Linked DNA regions of Homo sapiens: region 2 is linked to region 1. Evidence: chromatin loops called from intact Hi-C (ENCODE). Cell type or tissue: Calu3. All regions are shown on one strand. Links, peaks and the distances in the headings refer to the core of each region. The heading gives the core; the rest is flanking DNA.

The links. A loop is a pair of places that touch in the nucleus more often than their neighbours do. Peaks named below come from ENCODE experiments on the same cell type or tissue, not always from the same donor. Only the 100,000 strongest peaks of a DNase experiment are listed, where the experiment ranks them.
Region 2: it touches region 1 in a loop (2.8-fold over the local background); 5 of 110 quality-filtered maps call a loop at or near these places.

Annotation. Positions count from the first base shown.
Region 1 is chr1:218,542,669-218,553,564 of GRCh38, reverse strand. No RefSeq gene overlaps it. Among named protein-coding and RNA genes, the nearest start is that of LINC02869, 38 kb to the right of the region's middle. In Calu3, for the core only: no CTCF peak of the experiment used is centred there; DNase peaks (open chromatin) are centred at 4,974, 5,534 and 7,064.
Region 2 is chr1:218,493,816-218,503,435 of GRCh38, reverse strand. No RefSeq gene overlaps it. Among named protein-coding and RNA genes, the nearest start is that of LINC02869, 11 kb to the left of the region's middle. In Calu3, for the core only: no CTCF peak of the experiment used is centred there; DNase peaks (open chromatin) are centred at 4,311 and 6,655.

The sequences.
Region 1 (10,896 bases), core at 2,223-7,222:
GGATAGAGTCAATGACAGGAGACTCAAAGGGAAGAGGGATGGTGAATGGTTTGGAGACTGCAATGAGAAGCAAGGAGGCCAACCATCCCACCTCCAAGATGAGTGAAGAGAACAGCCACTAAGTAAAAGGACACAGAGGAGGCAGTGACCGCAAGAGGGAGCCTGGGTTTAATTTAGAACCAAGAACTGAACATCTGGAGGAAATATGGAGTATGAATCCTTGAAAACTCAAGAAAAGGGCAGTGGGTTCCAAAGGGCAAAGTGGAAGGAGTGCAGAGGCTGGGAATGTGTAGGAGAGAGGACCTCACGCTAGTTAAAGAGTATGGGAGTCTGGAGCTTACCACAGTGACTGACATAGCCATAAAGGACATAATGACTTCTTCCAGGTGGATAATGGTGGAGAATCTGAGTATTATGGGACAGAGAAATGTGGGTGTCTAAGGTTGGGGCGGGGTCCTCCCTCTTTACTTCTACTGAGGGAGGTTTGGAGACAAAAAAAAAAAAAGAAAAGAAACAGTTCAACTTCCTTCCACAGGGGAATTGGTGAATGACATTAAATTTATATATAATGAACATTACGGTTCAGTTAAAGGAATGAACCAGGATTGTTTTTCAACACAGCGCATAATGTTGAGTGAAAAAAGCAAGTTGCATAAAACAGGTTAGTTTTGAGACCAAAAATGCAGTTCGATAACACTTATGTAAAAAATTGAAATATAAAGAATAATAGTGAATATTAGTAATGAATATATGAGATATAATGAATACATACTCTTTTTTTAAAACCTGAAAGTGATATTCACTATTTTAGGAAATTGGTTACCTCTGGAAGAGAAACAAGGGGAAGGGGAAGATAGAGTTTTAGCTCTATTTGTAGGACTTTTTTTTTTTTTCCCCACCCCTCGAGACGGAGTCTCGCTCTGTCGCCCAGGCTGGAGTCCAGTGGCGTGATCTCAGGTCACTGCAAGCTCCGCCTCCAGGGTTAAAGCGATTCTCCTGCCTCAGCCTCCCAAGTAGCTGGGATTACAGGCACACGCTACCACACCCAGCTAATTTTTTTTTGTATTTTTAGTAGAGACAGGGTTTCACCGTGTTAGTCAAGCTGGTCTCAAACTCCTGACCTCGTGATCCACTTGCCTCAGCCTCCCAAAATACTGGGGTTACAGGCGTGATGTAGGGCTTTTTAAAAAATAAAAAGAGGGCTGGGCGCGGTGGCTCACACCTTTAATCCCAGCACTTTGGGAGGCCGAGGTGGGCGGATCACGAGGTCAGGAGATCGAGACTATCCTGGATAACACGGTGAAACCCCGTCTCTACTAAAAATACAAAAAAAATATTATCCGGGCGTGGTGGAGGGCGCCTGTAGTCCCAGCTACTCCAGAGGCTGAGTCAGGAGAATGGCGTGAACCCAGGAGGCGGAGCTTGCAGTGAGCCAAGATCGGGCCACAGGATTCCAGCCTGGGTGACAGAGCGAGACTTCGTCTCAAAATAAATAAATAAATAAATAAAATTTTAAAAAACAGATCTGAAACAAAAGTATAAAATATTAACATCTGTTCTTAGTGCACACATGAGTGTCTGTTATAATTATTTGAAGTGTTTTTCATTTTAAAATATTACACTAAAATGATAGATAATGAAGGAGGGATTATATTTTACCACTGGGCCTTGGAAGATAGACATTGAGGTTCTTTCAAAATAATGTCATGGCCATTTTATCCAGCTGCCGCTTCCTTAAGTTATAGCCATACAGCCCATCTCAATCCTACCATATTTGTCTCTCTTCCTCTCCTGCTTCAGAAGTGTTAAACAGGGTAAATGCTTCATATTTTCTTATGCAGAGCAATTTAGTTTTTAAGGTGTTCTGCCCTCTCCTTCCAAACTCTTCCTGGGACATATTATTTTGCAACTGTATGGTATTTTAGTATGTAAATGGTGTTTTGCCTTACCTAGACAGTTTCCTTCCTGAAAAGGGATTTGATGTCATTTGTTAAGTGGTAAGGGGAGGGGGAAGGTAATAACTATATAACCACAAAAAAATCACAAATACATATGTAAAAGCCAAATGTTCCATCCTTTGCAAACAAACATACTGAAACCACTTCTTCCGTCTCAATAGGGTGTGAGATTTTGAGCTTATTTTTGGTGATGGTGATGATAGAGTTGAGAAATATTTGGGAGACCTTTTGCTGGAACTAGTCATGGCCACGGGATTTACATTTTTTCTCAGTACAGCATCAAGGATGAAATACATGGGCTTATAAGTCAAAAACCAAAATCAAGTGAATTTATTCATCTGCCTTTGCAGGCATTCACACAGAGCACAGTTTATAAGCTGAAAGCCCCACATCTGCTGAACAAAATTCCCCCCTTTGCCTAGCTGAAACTGTCCTCCATGTATCAATCAATGGAAGAGCAAATGCCAGCCATTGAGATTTATCGACATGTCACAATGCAGAATCAATTACTTTAGTTTGAAAACATTTTTGTCTGTTTCATCACAACCCAATAATCAAATTTCTTTTATAAAACCTTTGAACTTTATTTAAACCCAAAATGTGAGCAGTATGACTGCCAAAATAACAAATGCAATTTTGAACTGCATTAATATGGTGTCCAGATCAAGGGGCAATGTCATATAGCAGTGTTTCTCAATTCTTTTGTCATTATCACTCTCTAAGGGGCCTATTTATACATGTCTTTATAATTATCACTTGCCCCATGAAATGTTTTGTGTATATGTCTGGGATTTATATTTTAAAAGTATGTTTTTTTGCCCACCAAGAACCAATTTTTACCCCCTTGGGAATGATAGCTCCCCTCTTGAGAATACATGCTGAATGGCAAGGCCTCCGATTATATTAAACTTACACATTGATTTTAGAACCTATCTTTATCCCCCTTCTTGTTTAATTCTCATGCAACACAAATAATTAATATATATTATAGAGCTTAATATTTAATCACAATGAAGTAATATTTCAGGCAAATAGAACCAATTGAGTATTTTCTATCCATGCTTCATTCATCACTGGTGATTTGATTATTACCTTAAAGACAGAATGTTTTAAATGTGCAGGTGTCTGTATATCAACTTTCTTTGTTTTGCATTCTTTAGTCAACATAGTGGTTCTCAAATTTTAATGAGCAGAAGAATTTCTGGACAGAATTATATACAATATCTTATGTAATCTCTATTATGAGTCAGTTAAGGGCTTTTTCAGAGGTAATTTTGGTTATTCTCAATTCTCACCTTCCAGCCTAATTTTAGAACCTAACAATTACATGATTCCACACAATTCTATACATTCTTCAGAACTTAGTGGAGCCTGGGTTCAGTTCTGAGCACTGGTTTTAAGAGAGACAATCACAAACTAAATTATGCTTTCCTAGAAGATCACAATCATAGCATGAAAAAAAAAAAAGATTGTATTAACTAGGGAACAGTTAGCCTGAGAAAAGAATGCTTAGGGAAGCCCTAATAACTGTCCTCAAATATTTGAATAACTAGCAAGAGGTATTAAACATTAGAGTGAACAAGTGAAAGATAGCGCAATATGCTTGCTACTTTGGCATAAGGATTATTAAGAAGCAGATATAAGAAAAGCTCTTGCCCTCATCAGAGACAGTGCTAGACCCTTCTCAGTCCAAAGGTGGGCACCAGAAAAATTTACATAACAAAACTTTGCTAACATTAGCCCTTACTTACCATTAGTTTCCCCCATATGTTTGCCTTCTCACAATTTGTTACCTCGACAAACTCAAAGTCCTTTTCCTTTGTCTTGTCACTTCCCTCAAAAAACTTGTATTGTGTTTTGTTAAGATGCTATATAAACCCAAGTTCTAACTACCCCTTTGAGTTGCTCATCACTGGGTGCTCCCACATATATGCACAATGCACATGCTAATAAACTTCTGTTTATTTTTTTCTTGTTAATCTGTCTTTTTGTTTTTGGATTTTGTTGTTGTTGTTGTTGTTGTTGTTGAGACAGAGTTTTGCTCCTGTTGCCCAGGCTGGAGTGCAATGGTGCGATCTTGGCTCACCACAACCTCCACCTCCCAGGTTCAAGCTATTCTCCTGCCTCAGCCTCCTGAGTAGCTGGTATTACAGGCATGCGCCACCATGCCCGGCTAATTTTGTATTTTTAATAGAGACGAAGTTTCTCCACTTTGGTCAGGCTGGTCTCAAACTCCCGACCTCAGGTCATCCGCCCGCCTCGGCCTCCCAAAGAACTGGGATTACAGGCGTGAGCCACCATGTCTGCCCTAATCTGTCTTTTAGTAGTATAACTTATAGGATACAGTCAATGAGCCTGAAATGGGTAGAAGAAAAACAGTTGTTCCTTCTCTACACTAGTTATGAGCTGACACTGGAGTAAGACCACCATGGTTTGAATCCTTTGGCCTTACGAAGGTTACATAACCAACTCATGCCTTAATTTCCTCATCTAAAAAAATGTGGGTATTAATAGAATTTACTTTGTTAGGTGGACATTTTATCCATGGAGTTAAAGTGAAGATTAAATGGGTGAATATCTCTAAAGTGCCAAGAACACTGGCTAGTAGATATTATGCACTATCCCAGGAAATTGCAACAGCTGTAAGATACAGATTACTAATTTCAGGATAAACTTCCTTGCAATGTAGTGAACGCCCCTTTGCTGGAAGCTGTCAAGGAGAAACTGGTTGACAATCTTTTCAATAATAGAGTGAAACAGAATAGATCATAGGCCGAGGGCCAGGATACATGATCTCTCAGAACCCATCGAGTCTAGGACTCAAGGCATATGCAGAACCACCTCCCTAATTTTCTCCAAGCTTAAACTACTTCAATATTTGGTCTGAGGGAAGTTGTTTGCAAACCTGACCAATAAACAAAATCCCACACGGCAGTGGCCTGAAAATCTTCCCTATGCAGTTAGTGATGTGTCCCCATTCCTGTTCAACCACATCGCTGAGCACATTGGCTACCTGAACGGTGGAGCTGAGTGACTACGCCCCTTCGTCCTTACACTGAAAATTCTTTGTTAGCCACCCAATGACTGAACAACTGCCAGTTCCTGCTGAAAATATGCCTCGACCTTAGATGGACTATGTTTCCCTTGGTGCTAACAATGAAGAGCCTTCACTACTAGAAAAGAAACTATATCGAAATCCTTCTTGTGATACAGCTACCCAGCGTCCATACAGCATATTAAAAACAACAAACCAAACAACTTTATTTTAAAATATATACATAGCTCCAACTAACTGGGGGCAGGCAATTATTTCCACTTAATTTCTAAAACTGATCTGACTAGTTATTAATATGTCACCTATTCATGACCGCAGACACAAATTTTATAAATCCAGTTTGAAAATGATTAATCTAATGGACTTTTCTTGTTTGTTTTCTTTTTTATCTTTTTTAGTACTTGACAATTCTTTCATTACCTACCTATTGAAAACTCTCTTTCCCCTTGACTTAGTGACTCACAAGTCTTACATTCTCCATCCTTTAAATGCACCATCTCTGTTTCCAGCCCTCCCTGCACTCCTCCTGGCGTGGTCATTAGGCTTCTGCTCTTTGCACTCTTCTCCCTGTGAAGTTATCCCTTTGTCTTAACTCCAAATACCATCAGTCTCAAGCAATCTAAAAAGGCTCCTTAGGGAGTGATAGTGACAAAAGGTTTGAGAAGCAATGCTATGCAACATTGCTCCTTTCTTCGGACACCATATTAATGCAGTTCAAAATTGCATATTGTTGTTTTAGCAGTCATATTGCAAGCATGTTGGGTTTAAATAAAACTCATTAGTTTTGCAAAAGAAATTTGATGATTGAGATATGATAAAACAGACAAAAATGCTTTTTTTTAACCTAAAGTAATTGATTTTGCATTGTGACATGTCAATCCATCTTAATGGCTGACATGTGTACTTCCAACGATTGATGAATTGAGGCACTTTTAGCTCTGGCTTTGACCCAGACACCAGTTGGAGAGTTGTGGTTTCAGGATGTCTCCATGCAAAGGCTTCTCCCATGACCCCAACCAAACATGCCTAAAAATAATGCCATTCCTACTCACTTTCCACTACTTGAATACTCTTTCTACTCAGATCTCAAAACCCAACTGTCTTTGACTCTTTTCTTCTCATTCATCTTAATAGTTTCCCTGTAGCCAATGAGCTACAATGTCTCACTGACATTTCCCATAAGCCACCACTTCCCTGCCTTTTCCTTGTATTCTCATTTAAACTTTCACAGTCTAAGGTCTGGATTACAACAAAAGTTCAACTGTTCTTGTTGCCTCTGGCCTTCTTCCTCTCAAATCCAGCACATTAGCCTCCTAAAACACAAGTTTTTACTAATTCATTAATTCTTCATCTAATAAATGTTTATTGAGCACCAACCTATATGCCAGGAAGACACTCCAGAGTGGTAGCCACACAAGAGGTACCCAATAAATCTTTGTGGAAAGTTTGTAAAATTCTTATATTTATTTAGATTTAGTGAAGATTCTTTGAGCAACTTGACACTGCTGATGCTTATTAGAGGGGAGTTGAATCAAATGACCTGGTTTGCAAACTTTCTTAGCATAACAGTGTAACATATTGAAAATTGTTCCTCAGGGGCCACTGTGAGAGCCTCACACTCCATATTAATTCTTCAATGTCCCCTTCCAGTTTGCCATGGTACAAAGGACAAAGTCAAGGGAATGTGAGAGGAATAAAGGTGTTCTTATTCTTGTTATTTATTTGCCTAGCCCATACCTCCACATGGGGTCAGGCTTACAAATGAAAGAAGTATGGAGTTGTTATTTCTTAAGGTTCATCAAAAAAGCCTTTGACCAAAAATATATCACCTTCTGGGCCAACTTCATAGTGAAATTTCACAAGTTATTTTTTGGAATTAAAACATCAAGAGCGCAGCCTAAAATGTTATTAGGGAAACTACATATTAAACCATGGTCTGCCTTTAATTTCTTACTACCCAATAAGCTATGTTCAACAACACTTCAATTATTTGTAGTCTCTTGCACATCTTCACTTTCTTTTCATTCCTGCTGCTGCCATGTGAGGTCAGGCTCCACAAGGACTAGCATGCAGATTTGTGCAGGTTGAACACTGAACATCTCCAGGGAGTACCATTACCATAGACTACAAAACAACCTATACTTCTCAATCAGCCTTTTCTTCTTTCATTTCTATTGTAGTTTAAACAAAATTTACTTATCTAGCATAATGTATATACAGTATTTGTATAAAGTATAAGGCCCTTCTTTTCCAAACAGAATTTCCATAATATAAAACTTCAGTCCTCTTATTCCATATAGCTCCACTTGCTGTTCACCTACTGGTCTCATGTTGAACATGATGACATTTGATCAATCAGTTCCTCTAACCCAAATATTCTTTCCTTCTCTTTGTTCTCTCCCAATTCACATCTGTCCTCTAAGTCCTAGTCTAAATCCTGTCTCTTCCTATAAAACCTTCCCAAACTATTCCAGCTCAATGTTCTCTCTCTGCTGTACTCTTCCAACAAATGCCATACAGTCTACTTATTTCACATGTCTTTTGCAGAATTAATTTTTATGTATGTATTTTCTTTTAAAGAAATTGCAAACTGATCAATGACAGAAGCATGATTTGCTATTATTTATATGTTTTTTATTAAAAACCAGACAATGTTGATATTGAGAAAATTCAGTGAGCTGCACATTTAAAAGCATCTTTCTGTGTGCATAATATAATTCAATAATTTAGGCCGGGCATGGTGGCTCACACCTCTAATACCAGCACTTTGGGAGGCAGAGGCGGGTGGATCACTTGAGGTCAGGAGTTTGAGACCACCCTGGCCAAAACAGCAAAACCCTATCTCTATTTAAAAAAAATAGAAAAAGAATTAGCTGGGTGTCGTGGCACATGCCTGTGGTCCAAGATACTTGGAAGGCTGAGGCAGGAGAATTGCTTGAACCCAGGAGGCAGAGGCTGCAGTGAGCTGAGATCATGCCACTGCACTCTAGCCTGGGCAACAGAGTAAGATGTCTCAAAAAAAAATCAACAATTTAACAAATAGAACAATGTTCTCTTATCATGTGATGGTGTCTCCCAAGAGTTAATGTGTTGGAGAGAATATTTCTGCCTTCATGAATGAACTAATATCACTATCACCAGAGGTTTTATTATCACAAAAGTGGCTTCGTTATAAAAGTGAGCTCTCTTTGGCTCTCTTGCTTTTGCCTTCTTCACCACAATATGCCCTCTGCCTTACTATGACACAGTAAAAGGCCTTCACCAGATGCCAGCACAGTGCTCTTGGATTTTCCATCCTCTAGAACCATGAGCTAAATAAACTTATTTTCCTTATAAATTACCCAGTCTATGGGATACTATTGTAGTAACAGAAAACAGACTAAGACAAATACATATAACTGATACCAAGTAACTGATTGTTAGTTCAAGTCAATGGAATAAATATGAAGGCATATAACACAGAATTGAGAACATTCAATTGAAGTGGATATGAGACTCATGAATTGAACATAAAAACTTTTTGAATATTAATTATTGCTAGGAGGACAATATCACTTGAACTGCTAAATTGGAAAAGTTAGATAGATAATGGGAAAATTTATTGCAAAAATATTTGTTGAGTATCTACTATGTACAAGTTCTGTTCTAGGCCCGGAACAAAATATCCATAATTAATGGCCCTCATGGAACTCACGGCTAATGGAGCCTTGTGACACTATATGTTACAGAGTTTCAATCAATAACTGTCTTTGAGTTCAGCCAAATTGTGTATTCAGACATTCACAGTTATCATTGAGAAAGTTAGAAGTTTTAAGCCAGTTTTATAAAATTTGTAAGGGTTTAAACTAAAATTTGCAGTATAACAACATAAGGAACAAAAAGTAACAACTTGATTGCTATTCAGAACTGTTCTAATTTATGAGAACTGAAGGAAACCATTGGCTTCCAAGGACAGATTTGAAGCTGCCAAATATGGAAGAACCTAGATTCTCATTGCACCTCAGACTCAAACTGGCTGTGAGACCCTGGGGAAGTCACCCAATCTCTCTGAGCCATATTTCTCTCTACGTAAAATGAGGATACTGGACTACATAATCTCAAAGAGAACTTCTATTTCTAGTGTTCTAGGAGTCTTTATTTGCTGTGGGCTGACATTTACTATAAGACTGCTCTGTCTTGGATCTCACTCATTAGAAGTTAATAGGGAGCCAAAAAATCATCCACCTTGAAGATGAGATTTCCCAGGCAGTCAGGCAATGTGTGTCCATCAAGGGCAAAAGACTGTGCTTTCTCCTCTACAACATGCTTCTCTCTATCAAATTTGATAGACAACGTTTGACAGAGATAGTTTTGAATGCCTAAAAGTAAGAATATGCACATCTTATTTCTACAGTCTCCTGAGGTGGTTCCAAGGTGCCCCTATGGCTACGGTTTGAAGAAGACCAAAAAGTGCTTATAACACTTGTAGCATCATTTTCAGGGGTTTTCTGTGCACCCTCAGCAGCAAAGACATGGCAGGGCCCATCTTCAGTGGTGGACATGCTGGTGCCAGGGCTGTCACAAATGCCCAAGTACACAGTTCTACAGAGACACTTTGAACTAAGGGGAAGCACAGGGCCTGACAAGGCTATGGGGAATGCCCCCATATAACTCCCCTGTATTTGAAAAACAGAGATGCAAAAATTGAAACTTCTGCTCATAAGTTGGCAGCAGACCTGTGGGAAAAGTTTTGGATGGAAGGAAAGCCAGTGAATATTGATCTTTTGGCTCTGCCTTTTCATAAAAGGCAAAAATGACTCTTCTCTTAATGAAGGATGGCTGGGAGAAGCTTAGAAGATGCACTGATTTGGTTTCATTCTAGTCAGTTTATCTAAACCAGATCCAAATGATCTAAGACTTTCTGGGTTATAAAATGGGACTGGAATTCTTAGGGCAGACATGTACAATTTCCAAGGCTCCCTATTTCTTGTCATCCTTTCAGCAGTGTGGTGCCAGCAAAAACCAGCTAATAGACTCTTATGATCCAAAATTAATTTGGAAAAAAAAATAACCGGCCAGAATTTTTTAACCTAAAAAACAGGGCGGCAATTTAGGTTGGATTTGCATTTTCGGCAAAGGTTCACATTAGTCTTATTTTTATGTTTGTGGATTCACTCAGGTCTAATCTTAATAAGAACAGTTTTAGAGGCCTGGGCAGATTTTGAATGACTGATGGGCACCAATAAAGCTGGAAGAGTGCTAGGGTCCACTGGTAGTTCCGGGAGACTCATTTTAATCACTTCCTTAAACACCCAGGTTTCTACCTAAAAGTGGGTACCTTCCTCCTTAATTACCCTCCTCTTTGGAAAACGTGAAACTGAAAGAATAGGCTTTTGTTAATAAGATTTTTACTAACCCTGAAAAGGTTTAACTTATACTGTGGAGCCTACCCTGACTCTAATTCATTTTATTCTTTTGCTTCTCTGAACTACAATATTTACCACACACTTTACTTTTAAAATTGGTAATATCACTCTTTTTGTGCCCTTATAGTCACATAAGAGACAGGCTAATAGAAACAAATTGATCCAAGTTTGTGTTTAGTAAGATAAAAGTTAGATAGCAAGATGAAGCTTAGGTAGTTAAGATGAAGATAGGTAGTTTGCTTCTTTCAGCTATAATATTTGCCAGAAATTTTACTTTTAAAATTGGTAATATCACTTTTTGTAGCTTATAGTGACATGAGAGATAGGCTAATAGAAATGAATAATCCAAGTTTGTAGTTTAGCAAAATGAAGCTTAGGTAGTTAAAATTAACATTCAATTTGAAATTCATGTTCAATTGACATACAACTCATTTCATTACATTTACTAATCATGATTTTCATAAAAGTTAAATCAGTT
Region 2 (9,620 bases), core at 3,591-8,590, 51 kb after region 1:
AAAGCCTGAATTGAAGTGTATTTTTGCCCCATATATATTTTAATCTATTCTATGAGAGTGAGTGGTATAAACATGAGTTTAAGTGAATATTTAAGCTACTTAGGAGAATGTGGCAGACAGTGCTGGCTGCATATTCAATATGCATTCTTCCAGTCTTCATTACTAACAGAGCCCAGATTTTGTTTAGGGCAGCAGTTTAGCCCAGTAAAAGAATTCAGCTTTCCAGACTCTTTGCAGCTCAAGGTGGTTTTCTTACCCAGCACAGGACATTGAAATTAAAGTGCAAGGTGATAGGGTTGTTTTCCTAATAAAAAGACCAAGCTCAGCTGGCAGGCATCTTTTACTCTTAGCTCTGCTCCCTTTTTCTCCATCCTGAATAGAGATGCAATAGCTGGAAGTGAAGTAGTCATCTATGTAAGGATGCAAAGCACATGGTTAGAATGATGGGACAGGAAGTTTGAAAAAGCCTGTGCCCTTGGCTGGGCATGGTGGCTAACACCTGTAATCCCAACGCTTTGGGAGGCCAAGATGGGAGGATTGTTTGCGCCCAGGAGTTTGAGACAAACCTGGGCAACATGGCGGAGCCCTGTCTCTTCAAAAAGAAAAAAATTAGCCGGGCATTGTGTCATGCACCTGTAGTCCCAGCTACTTGAGAGGCTGAAGCAGGAGGATTACTTGAGCTCAGTTTGAGGTTATGGCGAGCTATGATCATACTCCTACACTCCAGCCTGGGCAGTAGAGTAAGACCTCAATTCAAAAAAAAAAAAAAAAGAGGCTGTGCCCCTGATGGCTTCCTTGAGTGATTGCCAGCTCTGAACTGTCAAATTTCTGTTACACGTAGCCAAACACAATTCTAACAGATAGGATAATCTCCTGATCTCCTGAAGGTTTCATTTATGTGCAATTGGATATAGACATGACAGACACATTATAAATAATTCATATTTTCTTTCTGGTTGTATGTGTTAGGCTCTACCACTCTATTAGTCTGCTTCCAGTCACTATTATTATCTATAAAATTTTCTTTCTATTTTTTAAGACAGAGTCTTGTTCTGTCACCCAGGCTGGAGTGCAGTGGCTTGATCTCAACTCACTGCATGCTCTGCCTCTTGGGTTCACGCCATTCTCCTCCCTCAGCCTCTTGAGTAACTGGGACTACAGGCACCTGCCACCACGCCTGGCTAATTTTTTTGCATTTTTAGTAGAGACGGGGTTTCACCGTGTTAGCCAGTATGGTCTCGATCTCCTGACCTTGTGATCTGCCCGCCTCGGCCTCCCAAAGTGCTGGGATTACAGGCTAAAATTTTCGTTCTTAAAAATAATGCATAATTTCACATTTTCCACTGAAATGGCCCACATGAGTATGATCATGGTATTATTTTATCTCTGAATCTAAGTATTATTTACTAATTATTCAAAGTCAGTGACGTGGGCAACTGAGGAGTCATCAATCTTAGTGTATACATGCACAGATTTCATAGTCATAGACACTGAGATTGAATCCTGCCTCTACCCCACAAGCTCTGTGACCCAGAATACATAACCTCTCCTTTCTCTGCCCACCATCCCTTAAACCCTGTGCTACCACAATCATCACAGCACTTACTACACTACATTGAAATCACTCACTTACTTCTCTTTTTCCTCAACTGCACTGTGAGTACTTTGAAGGTCAGGAAGGTGTCTTTAGCAACTCTCTTCTAGTATTCATCCCAGTACCTACCACCTAGATGGTATTCAATAAATATTTGTTGAATGAATCAATAATTAATTCTGAACCCATAATTAAGTAATTTGGCTTTCCAAATATGACATTCCCTACAAAGGAAATTTAGAAAACACAAAAATTGAAGATATGAAAGGTGGCTAGAAAGTGACTGCCATGATCAACCAGAGAGAATTTATCCCACAGGAAAGCATTTAAACAAACCAGCATGGTAATGTATCTCAAGTGGGAAGGGCCATGTGCCTTCTAAGTCTCTGTCTTACAGAGTCTTAGTGGAACACGTGGGAACTTAAGAGGCCACTCGATGGTATTTAAAGTCTGTATGAAACAAAATGATCCCCTGGAACTAAAAGCCCATTGCATTCCTTAGATTTGGCTTCTTTCCTCTCCATCTGTAGAGGACTTTCTGTGCTCTGGGCCACATGGTGTGGAGGGAGGGAGAATCCCTCCCTCCACATACAGGACTCCGGTGTTAGTTCCACAGAATTGTGTGTCGTGTGCACCCATAGCCTTACGTGGGAAGCTATACAAGCAGAACCAGGAGTGACAGTGCTTCTCTGGATGGCTGTGAGAGACGGCTCTCTGAAACGAAAATCCTCACACTGCTGTGAGTCAGACTATCAGCTACATACATGAAACATCCACCTGAAAGAAAGAAGGAAAAGAGAGGGGAAGAGAGAGGAGGGGAGGGGAGAGGAAAATTGCTCTTGGATCTGTGGAGGGAGGAGATTGCCGATTAATGATATCTAAGATCTCACTATTGAGAACTGCTTATATCAAGCACTGTGCAAATCACTTCTCACATACCCTCTCATAGCAGCAATCTTAATAAGATGGGTGTTACTATCATCACCATTTACAGGTGAAGAAACGGAGGCCAAGACAGATTAAGCAGCATGTCTGCAGTCAGTCATGCAGCTAGAGAATGATGGCACCTCGATTTAACCCTTGTTCTATAATTCCAAAGTCTATGCCTTTAAATATTCTGATAAACTGCCTGAAAGAGCCTAGAGTCTTATAGAAAATACAGTCACATATAGAGGTACACTGATATACACCCATATACTCACATACACATACACATGTACATATACACATAAACACACACACATTCACGTATATATGCATATATGTATATACTCACATACGCATATTCACACATATACCCACATGCATAACATATTCACACACACACAAACACATACACATATACACACACATCACTAGGGCTGCCCACCCATAGAAACTCTCCCAATGCATGCTAATTTTTTATTTTATTTTATTTTATTTTATTTATTTTTTGAGACAGAGTCTCGCTCTGTTGCCCAGGCTGGAGTGCAATGGCGTGATCTCAGCTCACTGTAACTTCCACTTCCCTGGTTCAAGGGATTCTCCGGCCTCAGCCTTCTGAGTAGCTGGGATTACAGGCGCCCACCACCACTCCTAGCTAATTTTTGTTTTTTTAGTAGAGACGGGGTTTCACCACGTTGACCAGGCAGGTCTGGAACTCCTTACCTCAGGTGATCCGCCCCCCTCGGCCTCCCAAAGTGCTGGAATTACAGGCGTGAGCCACCATGCCCGGCCTCATGCTGATTTGAGAGAGCACTTTGCTGCATCCAATCCACATCCTCCCCTTTCTCTCCCACTCCTCATAAAGGTCCTTGGAGTTAGCCAAGGACTCTCTCTTACAATTTGTTTAAGGTTCTGCAAATAGCAGAGGGCTAAAAAGACATTCAGACCATGAGGGGATGTTCCTGTGTGGGGATTTTTAAATAATCAATTAGAACATGTTATGGACTTCCTGAAAACACTTTTTAACTCAAGAGAATAGCTTGACTGTGATTGGTTTTGTTAGAAGTCAAAAGGAAGAGTGCAAAGGACTGACCTCCTATTTCAGGCTTAAAAAAGAAAAATAGCCTCATCTCATTTTGTGGATTTTTCCCCTTATCTTTTTGACACCGGGGGAACTTATTTCTTTTTTTTGGTTACACATATCACAGACAGTGAGGAGGCAATCCTTAGAGAGCTTCTATCTGAAGTGGTTTAACTAAAAGATGAGTCGCATTCTCAGTGCTGTTTCCCAGGTTCTGAGATATTTTTCACTCTTTTTCTTTCCCACAGCCAACACAAGGAAAATGGACTGTGGGTCAGGTAATGTAAGCAACAGACCACAAGATTATTGCCAAAAATGTAACCATCCAATCAACTTCAAAGGAAAATATTCATTAAAGTGACACATGTTAACAGTATTGAATTCAAAACACTTGTTTGGACACCCAGATGCCGGAAAGTGCCATATCCTGATTAGCTGAAATATTCTCAATTCTCTCAGATCTTCCTTCCTTATTTTGATTGCAAGTCAGGTTTCAGGGAAATTCTTTCCCACTACTGTCTACTGATCACATCACTAAAGCATTTAAAAATCTTACTTGTTTCCTATAAGAAGAAATGGAAAGCACAACCACAAATATTTGTGTAAATGTCACCATTTATTATTGGAGTCTTTGTTCATGCTGTTAGAGAATTATTGCAGCAAGTTCTTGTAGCTGGACTTCTCTTCAGACACTTCCTACACTGAACACGCACACTCAGACACGCCCATATGCTCACTCACTCTCTGTTTTTCTTCTTTATGCAGATGATTTTCCATTTCTTTTACCTTCTATATGTTGTCTTCAGATAGAAGGTATATGTTCTACTATGAGTGTTTTCAAGCCCAGGGGAAGTGGAAAGGCAAGAGAGCTGTTCTCTCCCATAGAAGGCAGAAAATAAAATCCACAGAAAGAAAGAGAAAGCACTTCCAGAAGGCAGCAAGTTCACGTCCTAGCCTATCATTCACCAAAAAGGAAGAACAGAGTGAGGCAGCAATATTGGGCTTTAACTCTTTCCTGGAATGCTCTGAACCAGATGCCCGGGATTTCATTTTTATAGAATTAGATCATAAATGGGACCAAGCTCCCGGTTCAGTCATTTGTCACCAAATAGCAAGAATGTGGTGTCCTAACATGGAAAGAATGTTATGTCCTAAACATTTATTTCTGGCCATGTCTTTCCCAGCCTTGAGATCAAAACTTCACCTAATAGATAAGCATGGGGCCTGGACCCCTTGTCCTACCCACTCCTCGGTAGATAGCACCCCACTTGCCCAGCCTCGCATGGTCATCTTCTCCATGTTTTAGCCTGGCTGGGGCTGCAGCGATCTTTAGCCTCAGTTATGTTTATGCAATGAGTCTCCCTCACATTTTCTCACACCCATTCATCTCTCTGGTAGGAGCAGGATTCCTCTCTCTGTTTCCCTTTGCCTTGCTGGTGTTTCTAGGAAAACAACTCTGTATTTTATTAACTGAATAAATATTGGTCATTTGTCCAACTCTATCGCTCAATCTCATGCTTGTTGCTATACAAGGAGTGTATATGCAGGATGAGCATGTGAGAGTCAAGGAGGGATCCAGTGGATTTCCAAACAATCCAGGTGCTAGACTGAATTATCTTTGGGCAGCATCATGAAATGCTGTAATTTGTCCCATCCCCATTAAGAGCTGTGTATGACGGATGATTCACTACAGCAATGTCAACAGTTTCTTGTCCAATAGTCAAAGGCTTTAGTCTCTGCATTCTCTACCAAGGGAACTATACTTTCTTACACAGAGGAAAAAATCTAGATTCACAGTTTTTCCTCATTCTGTCTTTGCTTACTGTGCCTGTCTTTCCATGCCCGGGACTAGCATTTACCACATGGTTATGCAGAAAGAATGCAATGAATTTATTTGATATCAGATTTTCCCAAACTTAAAAAAAAAAAAAGCAGAATTCTTAATGATGGAAAGGAAAACATTGGCTAAAATGAATGACATTTGGATCCAAGCCAAGGGTTAATATTTTTATTTCTATTTACACCTTTGTTACATGATTGATTGCTTTGGCCCAAGCTATTTGTACAGATGAGTTGCTTTGCATAAGAGTCATGGTATCCCAAAATATAGAAATACTGTTGAGAAGAGGGAGGTACAGGCTATGGGGTCAGAATCCCAGCTACATCTCTTATTAAGGTGTGACTCTGGGAGAGTTATGAAATTTTCTAAACCTCAAGGGTTTGTTTGTTTGTTTGCTTTTCAACTAGGCTGAATATCTTTTTAAAATTTTTTTAATTTTTATTTTATTTCAATAGATTTTTGGGAACAGGTGTAAACCTCAAGTTTTCAAATGCAGAGGATAATGATGTTACCTTACATCCTAGCGTGACTGGGAGACAGAAATGAGGTAGTTCACATAAAGCCCTCAGCTCAGTACTTGGCACAAAAGGTTTAAAAATGTTAATTTTATTATTATTATAATAAATACTAATATAGCAAATCCTATTTTAAGAGACATGTGGAAGTTTATTAGTTCATTCATTTATAATCTTGTGAGGAATCATTTTGTGAAGGAAAAAAATGTTTTGCAAAGTGAAAAATTATGCCCTTATTAATTGTTATATATATATGAACTGTTTTCAGCCCAAAGATATTTACATCAACTTCATATTTCATTAATAAGTTTTACCAAAAGATGTTTACACATACACAAAGCATACATAAACATGCATATACATATGATATACATGCATAGGTATTATATGTGTGTGTATATATAAATCTATACTTTCTTTTTCTTGAATCAATTATCAGCGCCCTATAAATCAGAGGACTTACTGAAGACACACACTAGTGTTTTCTTCTTAAGGTTCCAAGAGGGAAAAATCATTTGATAATCAACAGCTTCCTATACTGCAACACTCCAGGCTCCTCTCAGAGGACAAAGTTTAGTAACATTTGTATCATCATTACTCCATCTACATTCTCAGCCTCTAACTGCCTTAAGGGATACAGTCACTGTGAGCACAAGCCTTCTGAGGTTACCAGCAGGATGGTCTGGAATTCCACCCTCCCCTAAATGCCCAGAACATAAGTCATCACTGATGTTGACTTGAACTGATTCACACTGCCCAGGACTTCTTCCTTACTGAGTAGCAGTCCTTCACAGGATCGAATGAGATCATCTCCCTCTCGCTCCCTCTCTCTCTCTCTCTTTTTTTTTTTTTTTTTTATAGGGATGGGGAAAAAAGTGCTTTTAAAACTGCTGGGTCTTGCAATGTTTTCCAATATCCTAATGCCCTCTGCTTCTCCATTCCTCTCTATTCTAACAAGACCTCATCAAGTTGTGTTCTAAGAAGTATCTGATCTCATCCAAAGAAAAAAAAAATAAAACAATTTATAGACAGAACAAGGTAATATTCCATTCTAATGCACCTTTACTTCTTTGGCCAAGATTACAGCTTGACCACTCTGGATGATAAAGACACTATCTTCTAAGATTTTTGTTTTTATTTTGTTATACTTTTAGCTTTTTTGTTGGTTGAATACCAACAAAAAATACAGATAGTTTTTTGCCTCTCCTTTGACTTCATTACATATCTAACTCTTCTAACTTACTTGTGTCTAACTTTCCTATTGAGTTCACATTTTCTTACAAAAATGTGTCCCCAAGAAAGAATGCATAAGAGAAGATAGACAGTATTTTTAGAATTCTTAAATGACCTGTCATTGGAATTTTCACGTGAAAAGCATTTTCAGTTGACACATGTTATCTACTGAAATCTGTATAGATGTTGGGCCTCAAGAAAGAATACCCCAAAACGACAGCCTCAGCAACAGCCTCAGAAAGCAGACGTTTTTCTCTGACCTTCTCCTGCCCTCCTGTCTCACTCTTATTCTCTCCTAAGGCTAGCATAGAAACTGGAATCCCTCTTTTCTAGCGGGTCTCCAGGACAAAACCCCTTTGCCCCAAAGCCAGCCATAAGACCTAAAAATATTATTCTCATTTTCCCTCTCCCTTTCTGTGTAAAACCTGGCCATAAAGAAATGATCTGACCTACCTTGTTTGACTGTAGGTCATAAGACCCCCATTCCAGAAAGGGCCCCACCCCACCTTTTTAAAAGGAAAGAAGGGATGATCAGAGAGGCCGAGAAGAATCTAGGCAGACAGGCCTTGCTGGATTTCCCCACTCAGTCTATTAGCGTTAGACCATAACCCTTTTGCCTAATCATATTTCTACACGGCTGTCCATATTTTGTTTAACCCAAGCATAAAAATGGACGATTTCCTCTGTATCCTTGGGTGTTCATTCTGAAGACCCTCCATGTATGCATGTTAAATAAATTTGTATACCTTTTCTCCTATCAGTCTGCCTTTCAAGAGTTGATTTTTCAGCAAACCTTCAGAGGGCCCTTTGACCCTACATAGATTGTGTCTGGTCAGTGAGGAAGTATTTTGTTTGGGAACTACCATCATTACATTTATGCAGGACTTGAAGTGGGGGAACAATGGACACTTCAGTAGTTGCTGTTTATTCCCCAACTCGGGCTCTGCTTAAGCTTTAGGAGGAGAAGAGGATGCGAGAGGAATGGAAGGAAAGGGAAGAAAGAAGAAGCCCGGAGAAGCAGCTCCCTCATCTATATAATGAGAAAAAGTAAAGATACTAAAAGAGTCAAAGCCCCACCTAGCCCCAAGTTCAAATCCTAATTTAAAACAGTGTTTAAATCACCCACTTTGACTGGATTACTGACCACACTCACACACTGTCTGATCTGGCCAATATTAGTTAAAACAGAGAATGTTTCTTCTCAGATATAAATGTATTTATTCCTTGTTCATTCTTTGAATAAATTGCTCTCTTTCTTTAAGTTCAGGAAGTTACCTTAACTTTTCCAGTATCTTGAATTTTCCTTCCCGTGGATGACGGTTCATGGACTTCCAAATAACAATTAAAAAGCCGTTAATTTAATTGTTAAAATAACGGTTAAAAGCACGCAGGTCTTGTTATTTTGGCCCTTAGCAACAGCCATCCTCTAGTTTGTTTAAGGGTGGGAAAGGAGAAGAGAGAGCAGAAACCTGCTGGGCATTATTCTAATCAGGGTTCTCCATTTGGCAGCCAGCACAGACCAGCTCCTGTTCTGCAAAGCAGTTATCCCCAGGGTGCTGGAGGGGAGAATACAAAGGCAGAGCAGGTGCTGGGCTTTCCCGACTTACCATTCAGGAAGGCATTCTTTTGTTTTGTGCCAGAAAGTTGTTGGTAAGCCACTAACGAAACTCAGAAGTTGCAACTGGGCATGTTCAAGTAGTATAGCAAAAGCATTCTTAGTGCCTCCAGACCAAGCTGAGGGTAGCAACCTGAGAAAAAGCTCAGAGAAACAATATCATCTTGGTTTCAAGAATATAATGGCTATTTAGTCAACAGGCTGGGCTGAGAAATGTCTTTCTTTCCCTTGGCCAACCTTGTGTGTTTGGAGGCATGTCTCCAAATGCATGATGTCATAGAGCAGAGATATGTAAGCAGAAATTGATATCCATCAATCACCATATACCACGCAATCAACAGTTCCACTGAGGGTCTTATTCTCACAGAGAAATGATCCCTAAATGCCACAAAGGAGCAACCTGCAATGCAATCTCCTTTCTCTAAACGATGTGAAAAAGGCCTTGTGGCACAAAAGCACAGAGGGAGGTTTTAACAGCACTTCTCTTTTTCAGCTTTTTGGTCAAAGGTCTACTCTTGCTAGTAAGGGGAAATCTCTCACTTCATAAAGATTTGAAAAGTAGTATGAAGAATAGAATGAAATATCAAAAGCACATGGAATGGGAATCAGGAGAACCTGGGATTTTGTCCCAGATTCAAAAGACATGTTATCTAATCTCAATGGATCTCTGTTTTCTCATCTGCAAAATAAGGGAACCAGATAGATTGTCCCCAAGTATCTTGTCATTATGGGATTCTGTGACTTATGACACCTTATTATCAGATATTGGTGCTTTTATACAATGGAGCTGTACTGGACATTGTGCTTAAAGGAATACA